Regions from separate parts of the Homo sapiens genome. Here region 2 is linked to region 1. Evidence: read pairs that join two places in POLR2A ChIA-PET (ENCODE). Cell type or tissue: GM12878. All regions are shown on one strand. Region 1 overlaps RIC1 (RIC1 partner of RAB6A GEF complex). Region 2 has its middle 18 kb from the start of SLC1A1.

Region 1 (4,000 bases):
AGGGACAGGTCAGGCCCACAGATCCGGGAGAAGGACAGTAACCCTAATAACCAAAGGAAACTTGTGAGTAAAGTACTAGTCATTTCTTTTCAAACATTAAGAAGGTATGGGATGAGGATGAAGGAATGAAACAATTTAAGAGAAGAGTATTTTATGATTTGGAAAGGAGAAATTAAGTCCATAAAATCAGTCTTAAGCCTCTGGGTGTAAGACTGACTGACTGGAGGATAAGGTCCCAAAATGATCATGAAATGTTCCATACTCCATATGTTAACTGCTTAGGCATCATTCATTGCAAATTCTAATGGAAAAAATAGGGATAGACTGGTGAAGTTCATGGGGTGTTTTGTTTTCAGATTTAAGTGTATATACTTTAAAAGGCCAGGATACTTTTATTAACTCTAATTCTAATTAGATCCCTTTGCTTTTCCCAAAAAAATATTATACTATCATTTGAAAGACTTAGTAAACTAGTACCTAGGAACTTAAGAACCTGCAGATTTAATAGGAAAACAACTTGATTCTTGTCTCTCCTTCTCCAGCTGCCATTCTGTCCTCCTGTTGTACTAGCCCAGTCTGTTGAAAATGTCTGGACAACGTGTCGAGCAAATAAACAGAAACGTCACCTTCTGGAGGCCCTCTGGCTGAGCTGTGGTGGTGCAGGGATGAAAGTTTGGCTCCCTCTCTTCCCTAGGGATCACCGCAAGCCCCATTCCTTCTTGTCCCAGCGGATCATGCTGCCTTTCCACATCAACATTTACCCGCTAGCTGTTCTGTTTGAAGATGCTTTAGTCCTTGGTGCTGTCAATGACACTTTGCTCTATGATTCTTTATATACTCGGAACAATGCTAGAGAACAGCTGGAGGTGCTCTTCCCTTTCTGTGTTGTGGAGAGAACCTCTCAGATCTACCTCCACCACATTCTACGTCAACTTCTGGTCAGAAACCTTGGGGAGCAAGCCTTGCTCTTGGCCCAGTCCTGTGCCACATTACCTTACTTCCCTCATGTGCTGGAGCTCATGCTCCATGAAGTACTGGAAGAAGAAGCTACCTCACGGGAGCCCATTCCCGACCCTCTGCTTCCCACTGTGGCAAAATTTATCACTGAGTTCCCCCTCTTCCTGCAGACAGTTGTCCATTGTGCCAGGAAGACCGAATATGCCCTGTGGAATTACCTTTTTGCAGCTGTTGGAAACCCTAAGGACTTGTTTGAGGAGTGTTTGATGGCTCAGGATTTGGACACAGCTGCCTCTTACCTTATTATCTTACAGGTAACAATTCTCTTCTTATAAAGGGGCAAGAATTAATGAGCTTAAACTTAGAAAAATAGAAATGTCCTGTTTTGACACCATGATTGTGTTTAAGGAATTCATAGTCAAATTTTCTGTTTATATCTTTAATTTGGAAGAATTCAGACAGATTCCTTTGAATATCATAAAGTAACATTGCAGAGATATTTTTTCCATTGTCCATAAATAGGCCTAAAACAGATTAATGAGTTCAGAGTAGTGTTTTGAAATTTTAATATATTGAAGAAATTTAATATGTATATTAGAATACATGTAATAGGAACATGGAAGAAATATTACATAAGATTATTGAAATATTACATAAGAAACATAGCAAAGAAAGTATTATTTGAGATATTAGTGAGTTTGAGCTTCTCACAACAGTAGATTTGTTTCCTTTCAGTGTGGGTTACTGAGGGGACACTTATTAGAGCATGGTCATAACAGAGCACCTTGAGCTAGTCTTCCCCAAAGCAAGCTGAGAAGGCTCAGGCCTGCCACAGCAAAGACCCTCATAGCACACAGTTTTTCTCAAAATAATGGCTTCTTTGCAACTCCTGAAAATTTATTTCATTAGCTATTTGACAAAAGGGCTTGACAGTTGGTTATTTGATAGGCTACACTTAAAGATTCTTTCCAGTTACTGCAAAGTTGTTTCCATTGATGTAAGAAGCTAACCATAAACCTGGTTTCAATCTCTGCCTGAAGCAGATTTCCTGTCAGCTTCTTTGCTTCATGACAATGAACTGAAACCAGAGGAGACACTCAAGCAGAGGCCAGGTGGCCTTGAAGTATGATTCCATGGCTAACCCTAAAGAAAAAGACATAGGGTTTTAAAAATAGAATCAAAATAAATGCAGCTGTTTTTTGGTTCCGGGTCACTCCCTGCAACTTCACTGTATCTCCCTGACAATGTAATTTTTTTCTGCAACAGAATTCCTAAGTTGCTATGGATTGGCAGATAATAATTACAATTACAGTTGTCTATTAGGCACCTTTCCATAAAGACCAAGATAGGCAGGTTAAATTTGTGAAAGAAAAATGGAGGATTCTGAATGTGCAGCAGAACTTTACTACTTGCTATTGCCCAAAGCAAAGATTCTAGTCACATCCTCAGAAAACTCTGCAACAGGAGACAGACCTGACCTATTTTGGAGTCAGGCAAACCTCCCTTTTTTTTCTTCCTTTTCTGCTGATCTTCAACAATTTACTTAACTCAGTTTCCTCACTTGTAAAATACAAATGATATGCCTATCTGCAGAGTCACTGGGAGAAATAAATGAAATGACTTAAAGTATATGTATGCTATCTGGCATGTAGTAGGAGTTTAATAAATTATAGTTTACATACACCAGAAGAGTACTTGCCTCGCTTTTCCTTGTATGGTACTTTTTAATCTTATTATTAAACTAACCCCTGTGGTGGTGTGGCTACATTCTTTGAGTTTAGAAAACGAGATAAAGAATTGCTCATATCTTCCCAAATTGTGTAGTATAAAAAGAATGCTGTCCTGGTTGTTTTTTGTAGAATATGGAAGTCCCTGCAGTAAGTAGGCAACATGCTACCCTTCTATTCAACACAGCACTAGAACAAGGCAAGTGGGACCTTTGTCGACACATGATTCGATTTCTTAAAGCCATTGGCTCTGGAGAATCTGAGACACCTCCATCCACACCCACAGCTCAGGTTAGTTGCAAAAGTTACACATCTTCTCTAGGCCATACACCCACGTAGCATCTTTCTCTAATGGTACTGCATATGGTGTGTAATCCTAGGAACCCAGTTCAAGTGGTGGATTTGAGTTCTTCAGGAATCGAAGCATCAGTTTATCCCAGTCAGCTGAAAATGTTCCTGCCAGTAAATTCAGTTTACAGAAAACACTAAGTATGCCATCTGGTCCCTCTGGAAAAAGGTAAAATAATAAAGAGCCATTACTGCTTTTTGGGCATTCATGACACATTGCATTTCAAGACATTTACAAAATTAGGTCTTAATGGAAACAACTATTTAATCCAATTGCAGTTTCTTTTTCCATTCCCAAAAAGCAGAGGCCACACAGAAGGCTTCCCTTTTTCCTTCCTCCCAAGTTCACTTCAGCACCCTCTGAATAGTTTCTGCCCCTTTTTCTGGAATAGATCTTCATGTACCTGTTCTGAATGTAACAAACTTGTTTAAGACAGAGTCTCACTCTGTCACCCAGGCTGGAATGCAGTGGCACCATCTCAGCTCACTGCAACCTCCGCCTTACAGGTTCAAGCGATTATCCTGCCTCAGCCACCCAAGTAGCTGGGATTACAGGCATATGCCACCACACTCGGCTAATTTTCATATTTTTAGTAGAGACGGGGTTTCAACATGTTGCCCAGGCTAGTCTCGAACTCCTGGCCTCAAGGATCCACCTGCCTCTGCTTCCCAAAGGGCCGGGATTACAAGCGTGAGCCACCCTACCTGGCCAAATGCTACAAACTTTTTTTTCCCATAAGTTACTGGGGTCCAGGTGGTATTTGGTTACATTAATAAGTTATTTAGTGGTGATTTGTGAGATTTTGGTGCACCCATCACCCAAGCAGTATACACTGCACCATATTTGTTGTCTTTTATCCCTCACCCCCTCCCAGCCTTTCCCCCAAGTCCCCAAAGTCCATTGTATCATTCTTATGCCTTTGCGTCCTCATGGTTTAGCTCCCACATATCAGTGAGAACATACTACA
Region 2 (4,000 bases), 1.3 Mb before region 1:
AACCCACAGCCAATATCATACTGAATGGGCAAAAACTGGAAGCATTCCCTTTGAAAACTGGCACAAGACAGGGATGCCCTCTCTCACCACTCCTATTCAACATAGTGTTGGAAGTTCTGGCCAGGGCAATAAGGCAGGAGAAGGAAATAAAGGGTATTCAATTAGGAAAAGAGGAAGTCAAATTGTCCCTGTTTGCAGATGACATGATTGTATATCTAGAAAACCCCATTGTCTCAGCCCAAAATCTCCTTAAGCTGATAAGCAACTTCAGCAAAGTCTCAGGATACAAAAATCAATGTGCAAAAATCACAAGCATTCTTATACACCAATAACAGACAAACAGAGAGCCAAATCATGAGTGAACTCCCATTCACAATTGCTTCAAAGAGAATAAAATACCTAGGAATCCAACTTACAAGGGATGTGAAGGACCTCTTCAAGGAGAACTACAAACCACTGCTCAACGAAATAAAAGAGGACACAAACAAATGGAAGAACGTTCCATGCTCATGGATAGGAAGAATCAATATTGTGAAAATGGCCATACTACCCAAAGTCATTTATAGATTCAATGCCATCCCCATCAAGCTACCAATGACTTTCTTCACAGAATTGGAAAAAACTACTTTAAAGTTCATATGGAACCAAAAAAGAGCCCGCATTGCCAAGACAATCCTAAGCCAAAAGAACAAAGCTGGAGGCATCACGTTATGTAAATTCAAACTATACTGCCAGGCTACAGTAACCAAAACAGCATGGTACTGGTACCAAAAGAGAGATATAGACCAATGGAACAGAACAGAGCCCTCAGAAATAATACCACACATCTACAATCATCTGATATTTGACAAACCTGACAAAAACAAGAAATGGGGAAAGGATTCCCTATTTAATAAATGGTGCTGGGAAAACTGGCTAGCCGTATATAGAAAGCTGAAATTGGATCCCTTCCTTACACCCTATACAAAAATTAATTCAAGATGGATTAAAGACTTTTAAGTTAGATCTAAAACCATAAAAACCCTAGAAGAAAACCCAGGCAATACCATTCAAGCCATCGGCATGGGCAAGGACTTCATGACTAAAACACCAAAAGCAATGGCAACAAAAGCCAAAATTGACAAATGGGATCTAATTAAACTAAAGAGCTTCTGCACAGCAAAAGAAACTACCATCAGAGTGAACAGGCAACCTACAGAGTGGGAGAAAATTTTTGCAATCTACCCGTCTGACAGAGGGCTAATATCCAGAATCTACAAATAACTTACACAGATCTACAAGAAAAAAACAAACAACCCCATCAAAAAGTGGGCAAAGGATGTGAACAGACACTTTTCAAAAGAAGACATTTATGCAGCCAACAAACACATGAAAAAATGCTCATCATCACTGGTCATCAGAGAAATGCAAATCAAAACCACAAGGAGATACCATCTCACACCAGTTAGAATGGCAGTCATTAAAAAGTCAGGAAACAACAGGTACTGGAGAGGATGTGGAGAAATAGGAATGCTTTTACACGGTTGGTGGGACTGTAAACTAGTTCATCCATTGTGGAAGACAGTGTGGCGATTCCTCAAGGATCTAGAACTAGAAATACCATTTGACCCAGCCATCCCATTACTGGGTACATACCCAAAGGATTATAAATCATGCTACTATAAAGACACATGCACACATATGTTTATTGTGGCACTATTCACAATAGCAAAGACTTGGAACCAATCCAAATGTCCATCAATGATAGACTGAATTAAGAAAATGTGGCACATATACATCATGGAATACTATGCAGCCATAAAAAAGGATGAATTCACGTCCTTTGTAGGGACATGGATGAAGCTGGAAACCATCATTCTGAGCAAACTATCACAAGGACAGAAAAACAAACACTGCATATTCTCACTCATAAGTGGGAACTGAACAATGAGAACACTTGGACACAGGGTGGGGAACATCATACACGGGGGCCTGTCATGGGGTGTGGGGAGGGGGGAGGGATAGCATTAGGAGATATACCTAATGTAAATGACGAGTTAATGGGTGCAGCACACCAACATGGCACATGTACACCTATGTAACAAACCTGCACGTTGTGCACATGTACCCTAGAACTTAAAGCATAATTTAAAAAAGAACTAAAATTGTCGTCATTTACAGATAACACGTTTTATATATATATAAAATCAGAAATTATATATAATTATTGATATTAAATGAACTTAGCAAGATTGCAGATCTGAAGATAATTATTGTAAAAATCAACTATATTTCTAGATATCATTAACAAACAATTGAAAAACATTTTTAAAAAATACTGTTTACATTCCTTTGGGTATATATCCAGTAATGGGATTGCTGAGTCTAACGGTAGTTCTGTTTTTAGATCTTTCAGGAATCACCACACTGCTTTCCACAATGGTTGAACTAATTTACACTCCACCAACAGTGTATACGCATTTCTTTTTCTCTGCAACCTTGCCAGTTATTGCAGCACTATTCACAATAGCCAAGACATGGAATCAACCTAAATGGCCATCAATGATAGACTGAATAAAGATAATGTGATACATATACACCATGGAATGGAATACTACGCAGCCATAGAAAGAATGAGATCAGCCTGACCATCATGGTGAAACCTTGTCTCTACTAAAAATACAAAAAGTAGCTGAGCATGATGGTGGGCGCCTGGAATCCCAGCTACTCAGGAGGCTGAGGCAGGAGAATCGTTTGAACCTGGGAGGCAGAGGTTGCAGTGAGCCAAGATCATGCCATTGCACTCCAGCCTGGGCGACAGGGCGAGACTCCATCTCAACAACAACAACAACAAAAAAAAAGGATCATGTACTCCTTTGCAGGAACATAGATGGAGCTGGAGGCCACTATCCTTAGCAAACTACTGCAGGAACAGAAAACCAAATACCACATGTTCTCACTTACAAGTGGGAGCTAAATGATGAGAACACATGGACACATAGAAGGGAACAGCACACACTGGGGCTTATCAGAGAGTGGAGGGTGGGAGGAGGGAGAGGATCAGGAAAAGTAACTAAGCTTAATACCAGGGTGACAAAATAATCTGTACAACAAACCCCTGTGACATGAGTTTACCTACATAACCAACCTGCACATGCACCCCTAAACTTAAAAGTTAAATAAAAATAAATAAATAAAAATTTTTAAAGATGCTATTTACAATCATATCAAAACACCTTAGATACTGAGAGAAAAACCTAATGAAGATGCACAAGACCTGTATGTAGAAAACTGCAAAATATTATTTAAAAAAACTAAAAAAGACCTAAATAAATGCAAAAATAGACCAGCTTCATGTATTAGAAGGCTCAAAATTCATGAACCTGGTATATTGTAAAGATGTCAGTTCCCCCCTAAAGCTATCTAAAAATTCAAGTCACTCCCAAACAAAATTTCAGAAAGTGTTTTTCTGTGTACATCTGTAAGCTATCTAAATTTTATATGGAAATTCAAAGGATGATTAATAAGCAAGACAATCTTTAAAAAATGTTCCAGGATTTACAATATCAAATACCAAAGCTACATATAAAGCTACAATAATCAAGGCAGAGAGAATTAGTGGAAAGATAGACAAATAGATCAGTAAAACAAAATAGAAAGTTCAAGGTGGGCAGATTGCTTGAGCTCAGAAGTTCAAGACTAGCCTGGGCAATATGGTGAAACCCCATCTCTACAAAAACAAACAAACAAAACAACAACAAAAACCCTAGACGCAGACACACAAATAGAAAGTTCAGAAACAGACGCACACATATACATATGCCAAAGTCATGTTGCAATGCAGAGGAGACAGGATGATCTTTTCAATAAATGCTCCTGGATTAATTGGATATCCATAGGGAAAAAAATGAATCTTCATCCATATCACACAAAATAATGAATCCCAGATAGATTTTAGATTGAAATGAAAGAAGCAAAATAATAAAGCTTCTAGAACAAAACATATAATATCTTCATACCT

Evidence for each region. ChIA-PET counts read pairs that join two places held together with the same protein. Peaks named below come from ENCODE experiments on the same cell type or tissue, not always from the same donor. Only the 100,000 strongest peaks of a DNase experiment are listed, where the experiment ranks them.
Region 2: POLR2A ChIA-PET joins it to region 1 with 6 read pairs; 2 of 35 experiments call an interaction of 5 or more read pairs at or near these places.

The regions. Positions count from the first base shown.
Region 1 is chr9:5,762,598-5,766,597 of GRCh38, forward strand. RIC1 (RIC1 partner of RAB6A GEF complex) reads left to right here. Exons shown (of 26, transcript NM_020829.4): 18 at 1-63; 19 at 543-1,271; 20 at 2,817-2,975; 21 at 3,065-3,201. Among named protein-coding and RNA genes, the nearest start is that of ERMP1, 69 kb to the right of the region's middle. RefSeq lists an enhancer at 1-1,010. In GM12878, no CTCF peak of the experiment used is centred here; a DNase peak (open chromatin) is centred at 1,984; H3K27ac peaks cover 1,538 bases.
Region 2 is chr9:4,470,630-4,474,629 of GRCh38, forward strand. It overlaps a transcript of GLIS3 not described here. Among named protein-coding and RNA genes, the nearest start is that of SLC1A1, 18 kb to the right of the region's middle. In GM12878, no CTCF peak of the experiment used is centred here; no DNase peak of the experiment used is centred here.